Regions from separate parts of the Homo sapiens genome. Here region 2 is linked to region 1. A link is an interaction called in ENCODE POLR2A ChIA-PET data of the cell type or tissue named here. Cell type or tissue: A673. All regions are shown on one strand. Links, peaks and the distances in the headings refer to the core of each region. The heading gives the core; the rest is flanking DNA. Region 1 has its middle 37 kb from the start of STK35. Region 2 overlaps PDYN-AS1 (PDYN antisense RNA 1).

Region 1 (5,379 bases), core at 179-5,178:
GATATCCTGTCACATGCTATAACATGGATGAACCTCAAGGATATTATGCTCAGTGAAATAAACTAGTCACAAAATGGCAAATACCATATGTTTCCACTCATATGCGGTATCTAAATTAGTCAAAACTGTAGAAACAGAAAATAGAGAAGGTGATTGCCAGGGGCCAGGAGGAGGTGGGAAAGGAATTAGTGTTTAGTGGGCATAGAGTTCGGGTTTTACAAAATGAAAAAAAATCCTGGAGATCTGTTACACAACAAGGTGAATATAATTAACACTACTAAACTGTACACATAAAAATGTTTGAGTGTAAATTTAATGTTATGTGTTCATAACCACAATTAAAAACAAAAAAAAATTGTTAAGGCATTGGAACACTGAGGATAGGAAATTGCCTGGGAAGGGGCACGAGGCAGCCCTCTGGAGAGCTGGAAGTGTGCTGTATCTTGATCGGGCTCATGGTTACAAGAGTGTATACACATAAAATCTTCCCCAAGCTGTACACTTAAGATGTGTGCACTTTATTGTATGAAAGTTATACATCAGGTTTAAAAATGTGCCACCAAAGAGGACCCAATTCTTTTCATATTTTCACTGTGACAGCCTCAGTGTGTGGACTTTGTCTTAATCATAAGATGGCAGCTGCAAGAGCCAGGCATTACATGTAATAAGGAATATGTCTGGGGTAAAAAGAGACCCTCTTTTCCTGTGTGTTTTTGAAAAGTAAAGAAACATTTCCCAGAGCCACCACCCCTACCAGCAGATGCTTTCTCACGTATTAATGACCACAACTGCATCACACGTCCTGGCCTACGCCAGTTGCTGGCAAGGGAAATAAGAGTGTCATGATCAGGGTTTACCTTTGCCCAGGTCATATGGATTGCTGGGTCAGTGATCAATACTATGTTTTTGTTTTTGTTTGTTTGTTTGTTTTTGTTTTGTTTTGTTTTGTTTTTTGAGACAGTCTCGTTCTGTTGCCCAGGCTGGAGAGCAGTGGCTTGATCTCAGCTCACTGCAACCTCCGCCTCCCAAGTTCAAGTGATTCTCCTGCCTCAGGCTCCCGAGTAGCTGGGACTACAGGCACGCACCACCACGCCCCGCTAATATTTGTATTTTTAGTAGATACAGGCTTTCCCCATGTTGGCCAGGTTGGTCTCAAACTCCTGACCTTGGGTGATCCACTGGCCTTGGCCTCCCAAAGTGCTGGGATTACAGGCATAAGCCACCATGCCTGGCCAACTCTACAGGCATAATAATAAGTCCCTCAACAAGGGACTGGACTGCCCCACAGAAGACAACCTACAAAGGCAAAGCAGCATCTCTTCTTCTACACCTTCTTTTTTTTTCTTTGTTTTTTTAAAAATATTTTTTCCAAAATGGTGTATCATCATTGTTTTTCTAATTATGTGATTAATGTTCATTGTGAAAGTTCAACTAGTAAGTGAAAATAATCCAAAATTAACCCTCCCCACCCCACCATAATAATCAGTATTAAAAGTCTGGTCTGTAGACTTCCAGATTTTTTCTTGTCATATATGTCATTTTATGTACTTAGACAATTTTTTAAACTACAGAAATAGGAGCACAACATATGCGTTAAATACTATCATTAGTCTACATGCATAACTAACACTTCTTGATCATTTCCTCTGCCAACAATCCAAATATGCTTCAAGGGGGAAATCAGCCCCTTCCCTGGTCCCAGGAGGTGAAGTATAATTAGCATAAAAGAGTAGGTTTTTTTTTTTTTTTTTAGACAGAATCTCGCTCTGTCCCAGGCTAGAGTACAGTGGCACAATCTCAGCTCACTGCAACCTCCGCCTCCCGGGTTCAAGTGATTCTCCTGCCTCAGCCTCCCGAGTAGCTGGAACTACAGGCGCCTGCCACCTAGCCCAGCTAATTTTTTGTATTTTCAGTAGAGACAGGGTTTCACCATGTTGGCCGGGATGGTCTCCATCTCTTGACCTCATGACCCACCCGCCTCGGCCTCCCAAAGTGTTGGGATTACAGGCGTAAGCCATCGCGCCCAGCCAAAAGAGTAGTTTTGAACTCTGCTACCCATTGAAAATACCCAGGGAATTAAAAATATATACATAGCCCAGGTCCCACTCCCAGAGATACTGCACTACAGACTGTTGGTGTGCTGTGGACTCAGGAGCCTAAACCTTGCAGGTGGTATTGCTAACATGTGGCTGGAGTTGAGAGCTACTGGTCTCAACTCATTGTTACAGTCCTGTTCTTACCACTGACTTATTTAAGAATTGTTATATTCCTGTTCTCCTTACCACCTGATGGAGGTTCTGGAAAAGTTTTCCCCAATCTCAGAAAGGGACGTGGTTAAGATATTAATATCTTCTGCCTCTATATATTGCCATTAGCATGGCGCTTCTGGAGCAATGGCAATTATCCTGGGCCTTGGAGGGAATAAGACTAAGACAGCGGTCCCCAACCCCTGGGCCACTGACCAGAACCTATCCGCAGCCTGTTAGGAACCGGGCTGCACAGCAGGAGGTGAGCGGGGTGAGCAAGCCTTACTGCCTAAGCTCCGCCTCCTGTCAGAATCAGCAGCAGCATTAGATTCTCATAGGAGCAAAACCCTATTGTGAACTGCGCGTGCAAGGGATCTAGGTTGCACGCTCCTTATGAGAATCTAATGCTTGACGATCTGAGGTGGAACAGTTTCATCCTGAAACCACCAGCAGCACCCTCCCCAACCTTTCCCCCTCTCCCTGCCATCCGTGGAAAAATTGTTTTCCACCAAACTGTTCCTTGGTGCCAAAAAAGGCTGGACTAAGAGGATGAGCCAATGATCTGGGGATGGCAGAACAAGAATGTAGAAAGAACTCAAATCCTTGATGATGTATCTAAGGTTGAATTAGCCAACCCTGGAAACACTCTACTTCTAGCTTCTTGAGTGAGATAGCATTTCATTTGCATTTTCACGTTTGAGTTACATACAGCCAAAAGCTTCCTAACTAGTACAAGCTGGAGTACGGTGGCATAATTATGACTCACTGCAGCCTCTAACTCCTAGGTGCAAGCAATCCTCCTGCCTCAGCATCACAAGTAGCTGGAACAGGCAAGTGGCACCACACCCAACTGATTTTTTATTTTTATTTTTGTTGAGACAGGGTCTTGCTATGTTGCTGGTCTTAAACCCCTGACCTCAAGCGATCCTCTCACCTCAGCCTCCTGAGTTGCTGGGATTACAGACATAAGCCACTGACCCTGGCAGTGTTTTTAAACTTCTTTCTATTTAACTCCTTCAGGTATTGTTTGTTATTAGTTCATGATATATTTTTATAATTTTGTTTTAGAAATTAAAAAAAGGGAAAATAATAACCACAGTGTCAGGATCATGTTTAGAAGCACATGGAAGAAGCTATGACCAAAAAATGATATAAATCGGCTGGGTGCAGTGGCTCACACCTGTAATCTCAGCCCTTTGGGAGGCCAAGGTAGGTGGATCACCTGAGGTCAGGAGTTCAAGACCAGTCTGGCCAACATGGTGAAATGATGTCTCTACTAAAAATACAAAAATTAGCCAGATGTGGCGGTGCATGCCTGTAGTGCCAGCTACTTGGGAGACTAAGGCAGTAGAATAGCTTGAACCCAGGAGGTGGAGGTTGCAGTGAGCCAAGATTGCGCCACTGAACTTCAGCCTGGGCAACAGAGTAAGACTTCTTCTCAAAAAAAAAAAAAGATATAAATTACTAAAATGCGTATATGTCTTATGTAACAAGAAGTGCTGGGTATGCCTTATGCCTCCTCTTTCCTTCTTTCCTCTGCACACTGTGAAGACTCATCTTTAGGCTTTGTAGTCTCATGGCTGTATGCTGTTTGCTGCACTCTAGACAACACTTCCATGTTCCAGACAGGGAGAATGGGGAAGGGGCAAAAAGGCAAAAGAGAAGCAAGGAACAGGGGCTGTTCCTTCCATAAAAGCATCCCTGAACGTCTCATCCAGTGACTTCCACTGCACTTTATCAGCCAGGACTCCTTGGTACTGGAAGGTTTGGGTCACTCAGTTGCATTTTTATCCTTCTATATGTAATTCTAAGCTTCATTAAACTTATTTGCGATATAATGAGTAACTTTTTCCCCAAGATAATTTTAAAATATTCTATTGTGTTTTAGGGATATGAATATAAATGTTTTTCCTGTGCAAGCATTTGCCAAAAAAGACATTGTTCTTGAGAGATGTGTATTCTCTCAAGTTTGGGTATTATAAACTAAGAATGATTCCACTGGGAAAATGTTAACCAGAGAAATATTCTGCAGGATATCCCTGAATACTGTGGAGGTTTTTCCTTACCTCCAGCTCCACCTTATCTTTGGTGAGTTGCATAGTAAACATTCCACTGTGTGGATAACTAATGTACCTTGTCCCCTACTGTTGAACATTTAGAATGTTTCCAATATTTCACAATTATAAACAAGGCTGCATTGAACATCTTTATACAAACACCCTTGACCATTTGTCCAATTACTTCTTTGGGATCCTTGAAATGAAATGCTAAACTGAAAGTTCTGCAAATTTTACATTTTGATACATATTGCCAAATTGCCTTCTGAAAGGTTGTACCAACTCCATTACTTCTCCATTGCTGCAATAATGAACATGCATCACAATGGCACCCTGGACCTCTTACATGGAGAGGAGGATAGATGGTTCTGTTAACGTAGCCTTTGGAAGCAGAGAGCTTCATAATTCAGACACCAGTTACATTTGGAAATGAGATTAGTACAAGGAATCTTCCCATTCATCTCGCTAAAAGTTTCAAGGTTCCATTCCTGGGCAGATGAAACAATAAAACAAAACCAGTGAAATGAAGTCAATGTGGAGCCAAGACATTTACTTTGATAAACGTTTCCATTTAGGACCAATTTTCAGGGCAGCTTGCTTAGCTCTGACTTGAAGGAGCATCACTACCATGCTCCACCACAGTTTCTCTCTATTAGTGATTTTTCTCCCTAAAACACACACATTGACCTCATTAGCTCCCTTCTCAAAAGTATGTCATGATGCCCCACCCTACATATGTTCTTGAGAATGATGCCCAATATCCCAGTAGAAGAGCTGCCATTGCTTACTACATAGTAGTGACAGCATCAGCAATCATATAAAAGCTTGCAGTTACTTAATGGGGAATTAGTGTTTAACGGGTACAGAGTTTCAGGTTGGGATGATAGAAAAGTTCTGGAGATGAATGGCGGTGATGGTCGTACAACAATGCGAATGTATTTATTGCCACTGAATTCAACTCTTAAGGATGATTAAAGTGGCAAATTTTAACTTATCTATTTTACCACAATGAAAAAAATTTTCTTTAATCACAGACTTCCAGTTTCCAGTTCAACATGTGAGATGTTGGAAGTTGT
Region 2 (5,379 bases), core at 80-5,079, 110 kb before region 1:
TGAGGACACCAAGGTATGGAGAAGTTGACTACTATCAGTAACTTACCCAAAGTTACAGACCAGGGCAGAAATGAGGTGCAGATTCCATACTCCCCAGGGCCCTTCCTTTGTAACCATGGTTACAAAGCCTCTCAGAGGGAAGGCGGCGGATTCTCCTGCAGGTCACTGTGGCAGTGACATGGGCAGGGGTGGCGGACAGACACATGTTCCCGTTTGTTCTTACTCTTGTCCGTGGCACCTCTTCCTTCCGACTGCTGGTCCAGCCGATCCATGGGCCTTGCAAGTCCACACTAGAGGCAGAATCCCTTGTTCTAGATGACTCCTAAAGGCTCAGCATCTCTAATTCTCTGATGGGATGCTGACTAAGGCACAGGGGTTTCAATTCTATTTGGGAAGTGACCTGTTCCCCTCCATCTAGACTAGACAGATTTAACAAATAAAAATAGAGGACCCCCAATCACATTTGAATTTCATAAAAATAATGAATACTTTTAGTATATATCATGCAATATTTGAGATATAAAAATCACTTGCTGTTTGTCCAAAGTTCAACTGTAACTGGGCATAGATATCCTGTATTTTCTCTGTCAACCCTCTCTCCGTCCCCCAGTAGATGCCCTTCTAGAGAGACCTGCCAGACTGAGCCGCTTCCGTCAGCCAGACATGAGGATAAGAGCGTTTAGGTAAGTGCTTGGTCAGCATGGAAGAGCCTTGGGGAACTGAGTGGGGTGGGACAGGCTGAGGAGCCTTACGGGGCCTTGGTTTCCCTGTCTTGGCTACAGTGTGGAGCTCGGACATCCCCAAGGAGCCCACCGTCCACACATTGACGGTCGCTGCTTTTAACATAAAGTCCAGCTCCCCTAGTGAGGCACTGAAAGGCCCTGTCTGCCACCCCACCTCGCCTCCTGCCCAGCTCACACAGCCACCTGGAAGGACTTAAGAGTCCCTCCCAAAACAATCTCTTCTCACCTGTACCTTCACTCTTCTTGCCTGCCTTCCTTGTGTGCTGTTTAAACTCCTATTCACCCTTTATGCCTTTAATGCCACCTCCTCCCAGAAGCCTTCCCTGACCACTGCAGGAAGAGAGGCAGTTGCATTCACTTCCCTGTCACTTTGGGCCTCTTTGACAGTTTGATTACAATAAAATTACAGCTTATGCAAGTTTAACGTGTGCTTCAGACAAAAGAAAAAAGAAAAAATACAGAAAGAAAGACAAGAAGAGAGAAAGAAATTAAGTAAGGACCATGTGGCTCAATGGGCACACACCCTAAGTGGTTATGAGATAGAGGCAGAATCTGCTCTCTGAGGCTCAGTCCCCATAGGCCCCTCATCCTACAGCTACCTAAGGACAAGTCTTTAAAGATAAGCTGGAAAAAAACCCAAAAAACTGGCAGTATAGTGGGAAAGAATGAGGGACTTGGCAGACCAGACTACTCCAAATTCAGACTCCAGCTCCGCCACTTCCTGGCTGTACAACCCCGAGCAAGTTGCTAACTCCTCTGTGCCTGGGACTCCTCACCTGTAAAGTGGGCATAAGAAAAGTACCAACCTCATAAGGTTGTTGAGAGGATAAAATGAGCTTAACACCTGTGAAGTCCTCACAGTAGCTCCTAATCCACACTGGCACTAGATTATATTATGGTCCAGTATTACCCCAGCCAGTACCCTCTGTGGAAGGAAGAGGAACCTGCTCCTGGGCTGCAGGGAACCCCAACTGTGCTGGACTCACTAGGAGACTGAATATCAGTCCCCAACCTAGTGTCTCTGAGGATTTGCCAGGGGTACTTTTCATGACACTTGATTTTTGCTTTCCAAGCTGACTCGACTGGGTAGCACCCTCAGAGAAATCTAACCGTCAGATAGACAGTCCTGGGTGAAAATTCCCACCCACCATTTCTATAATAGTTGTGTGACCTTAAGCGAGTCACATTTTGTGTTAGCTCTGCTCGCTTCACCTGTCAAATGGAGACGATGATACCTACCCCCAGGGCATGAGGAGTTAACACCTGTGCTGATGCCTGCTACCTGGTAGACACCTGATACCAAGGCCGCTGTGATTAATTTACTCTTTCCACAGCAGCTGTTGTTACACTGTTTCATTTTCAGTTTACATGCTCTTCACCCCACAGCCTGGGAGCCCTCAAAGATGGGGACTCGTTCCAAGTCAGCTCAGGCTCCCATGGTCAAGTCTACACCAAAAACCAGGGAGGCACTCAAATATGAGAGGGGGATGGAGGGAGGGAGGGAGGAAGGAAAGGAAGGAAGGAAGGAAGGAAGGAAGGAAGGAAGGAAGGAAGGAAGGAAGGAAGGAAGGAAAAGAAGAAGGAAGGGAGGGAGGGAGAGAGAGAAGGAGGAAGGAATAAGAGGGGAAGGAAGGAAGGGAGGGAGGGAGGAAGGAAGGAAAAGAGAGAGGGAGGGAAGGAGGAAGGAAGGAAGAGAGGGAGGGAGGAAGGAAGGAATAAGCAATTAAATTCTTCATTCTCAGGCTCCGGGCTTATCTGACTGGTCAGAGGAATGGATCAGTAGCCCCCATTCATTCTCCTCTTTCTGGAGTCACAACTTAGGTTTGTAGCTGTCTAATTTATTATTATATGGTGCAGTGCAGGGTAATTATACACTGTGGTATAATTTGTTATAACTTGGGCTGAGGCCTATAACTGTATAATTTATTATTATACAGTACAGTGTTGAATAATACGAAGAGTATATAATTTATTTCAGGCTTACGAGCCTAACCTGTAATCCAAATGCAGCATGCAGCCTATGCAGATGAGTTAATGTTTCTACGGAAACCTCAACTTAGATATTTCTTCATCTCTAGTTCCTTTCTTTGGGCTTCTCAGAACACCTGTGTTACCAAGTTCCTGGTACTTTTTGTTTGGTGCAAGACTGACATGTTGGGTAGCCCTGGCCCAGGCTGAACCGGTCTTGCATATTGGGTCATGGGAAAGAAGGGTCCAGAGCTGTCACCCTGCCCAGTGACAGTTGTCATCACAGGGAGGCCGCAGCTTGCCAAAGGTATTACTGGCAGCAGATACAGAACCATGACCAGAACCCCCATTTCTGGGTCCCCAGGAATGAGGAGGCTTGCCGCACCTCCATCTATTTATTAGATAACTATTCTTTGCTCCGTTCTCAGCACTGGAAACACATCATGGGACCAGGCCCCTCGTGAAGCTTGCATTCTGGAGATTAAGAGCCTCCGTCTCTCTGGTCTCTTGTTTCTTAAAGTGTGGACTCTAGACCAGCATCTTCAGCATCCTCTGGGAGCTGGTTGGGAGTGCAGCATCTTAGCCGCAAGCCTCACTGAGTCTGCATTTTCTTTTTTTTTCTTTCTTTTTTTTTTTTTTTTTTTTTTTTTGAGAGGGAGTCTCGCTCTGTCGCCCAGGCTGGAGTGCAGTGGCGCGATCTCGGCTCACCGCAAGCTCCGACTCCTGGGTTCATGCCATTCTCCTGCCTCAGCCTCCCGAGTAGCTGGGACTACAGGCGCCCACCACCACGCCCGGCTGATTTTTTTGTATTTTTAGTAGAGACGGGGTTTCACCGTGGTCTCGATCTCCTGACCTCGTGATCCGCCCGCCTCGGCCTCCCAAAGTGCTGGGATCACAGGCGTGAGCCTCCGCACCCGGCCAAGTCTGCATTTTCACAAGACCCCCTGGTGATTCATTCACACTGAAGAAGAACTGCTGGAGTTGCTGTATGATTTAGGGGAACCATTTTCTTCTCTACTTCCCTTCTACCCAAAATATATACCATCTCACTGAGTATTGAAGCGGAGTTCCTTTTTTTTTTTTTTTTTTTTGAGACAGAGCCTCACTGTGTCTCCCAGGGGAGTGCAGTGGTGCAATCTCAGCTCACTGTAGTTTCCACCTCCCTGGTTCAAGCGATCCTCCCACCTCAGCCTTCCAAGTAGCTGGGATTACAAGCCTGTGCCACCACACCTGGCTAAATTTTGTATTTTTAATAGAGATGGGGTTTCACCATGTTGGCCAGGCTGGTCTTGAACCCCTGACCTCAAGTGATTCACCCACCTTGGCCTCCCAAAAAGTGCTGGGATAACAGGCGTGAGCCTCTGTGCCTGGCCCCTTCTTCTTTTTTTTTTTTTTTTAAAGAACATGTATTTTTTTCTTTTACTTTGGATGCAGAAGTTCATTATGTACCTTTTGGAATTATAAAACAAAAAAATATATATAAAAAAATCACCCAGAACCCCACCATTCAGAAGTGACACTGTTAATATTTTAATGACCAATCCATCAGACTTTTTTATACATACATATACTTTCTTTTTACAAAATTTCGAGAAAAGATGCAATAGTGTTGTATTCAGGCTCAGAAAATAATACCCCAGAATCTGGCGCTTTGACGTGCTGAACTGAAGAAGCGGTTTCAAGGTCTCTTTCTGACCTTGCCCTGCCTCCCTGTCTCTCTGATCCTCTTACTTTCCCAAAGCACCAGGAGGGGCTGTCGCTGGAATTTTCTTATCTGCCTAAGAAAGCTTCTTTCCAAGAGAAATGCAATTTCTTAAAACTCCCCGTCCCTAGGAATCTCATCAAATAACCAGGAAAGATTAACCACTGGAAAAGAGACTAGATGTAGTCACCGTGCTCAGACAGACTTTCATTTGTTTTTCTGAGAGCAGCTCCTAGAGATCACCTGGGACGCTTCATCTGCATAGTAAGACAATCTTTGTTTACAGTGAAGGTCTGCCCCTTACCTTCCCGCCACCTCCCCCAGAGCTCAGAAGAATTTTGTCTCAGGCAGTTGTTCTTTAGGATCACTCATTTCCCCTAAAAAGTCACTTACTCCTATACCTCCCATTTCCCCTTCCCCGATGAAGAAGGGCATATAAGGGTTATTGGGTAATCATTCTCCTATAATTCCCCTGTGTTACTCACATTAAATAATTTATTTTATTATTATTATTATTTTTTGAGAGGCAAGATGTTCTTCTGTTGCCTGGGCTGGAGTGCAGTGGCACAATCATAGCTCAACTGCAGCCTCAAACTCCTGGGTTCAAGTGATCCTCCTGCCTCTGATTACCAAGTAGCTGGGACTGTGGACACATATCACCATGCCTGGCTAATTTTTTAAAAAAATTTTTTGTAGAGACAGGATCTTGTTTTGTTACCCAGGGTAGTCTCAAACTTCCGGCTTCAAGTGATCCTCTCACCATGGCCTCCCAAAGTGTGGAATTACAGGCATGAGCCACCATGCCTGGCCTTGTTAAATACAATTTCATATGCCTTTTTCTTTTACTAATCTGTCTATTATAGTTCGTTTTCAGCAAACCTTAAGAGGACAGAGGAGAAGCTTCCCTTCGGCCCTTACAATTGCACAGTGGCTCTCAAAACTGAGCATACATTCACCTGGAAGGGT

The links. Peaks named below come from ENCODE experiments on the same cell type or tissue, not always from the same donor. Only the 100,000 strongest peaks of a DNase experiment are listed, where the experiment ranks them.
Region 2: POLR2A ChIA-PET joins it to region 1 with 24 read pairs; 2 of 35 experiments call an interaction of 5 or more read pairs at or near these places.

What each region holds. Positions count from the first base shown.
Region 1 is chr20:2,062,287-2,067,665 of GRCh38, forward strand. No RefSeq gene overlaps it. Among named protein-coding and RNA genes, the nearest start is that of STK35, 37 kb to the right of the region's middle. In A673, for the core only: no CTCF peak of the experiment used is centred there; no DNase peak of the experiment used is centred there; H3K27me3 peaks cover 2,755 bases.
Region 2 is chr20:1,950,866-1,956,244 of GRCh38, forward strand. PDYN-AS1 (PDYN antisense RNA 1) reads left to right here. Exons shown (of 4, transcript NR_134520.1): 2 at 614-683. Among named protein-coding and RNA genes, the nearest start is that of PDYN-AS1, 6.3 kb to the left of the region's middle. RefSeq lists a silencer at 1-272 and an enhancer at 3,648-3,737. In A673, for the core only: no CTCF peak of the experiment used is centred there; DNase peaks (open chromatin) are centred at 2,206, 2,496 and 3,826; H3K27ac peaks cover 4,809 bases.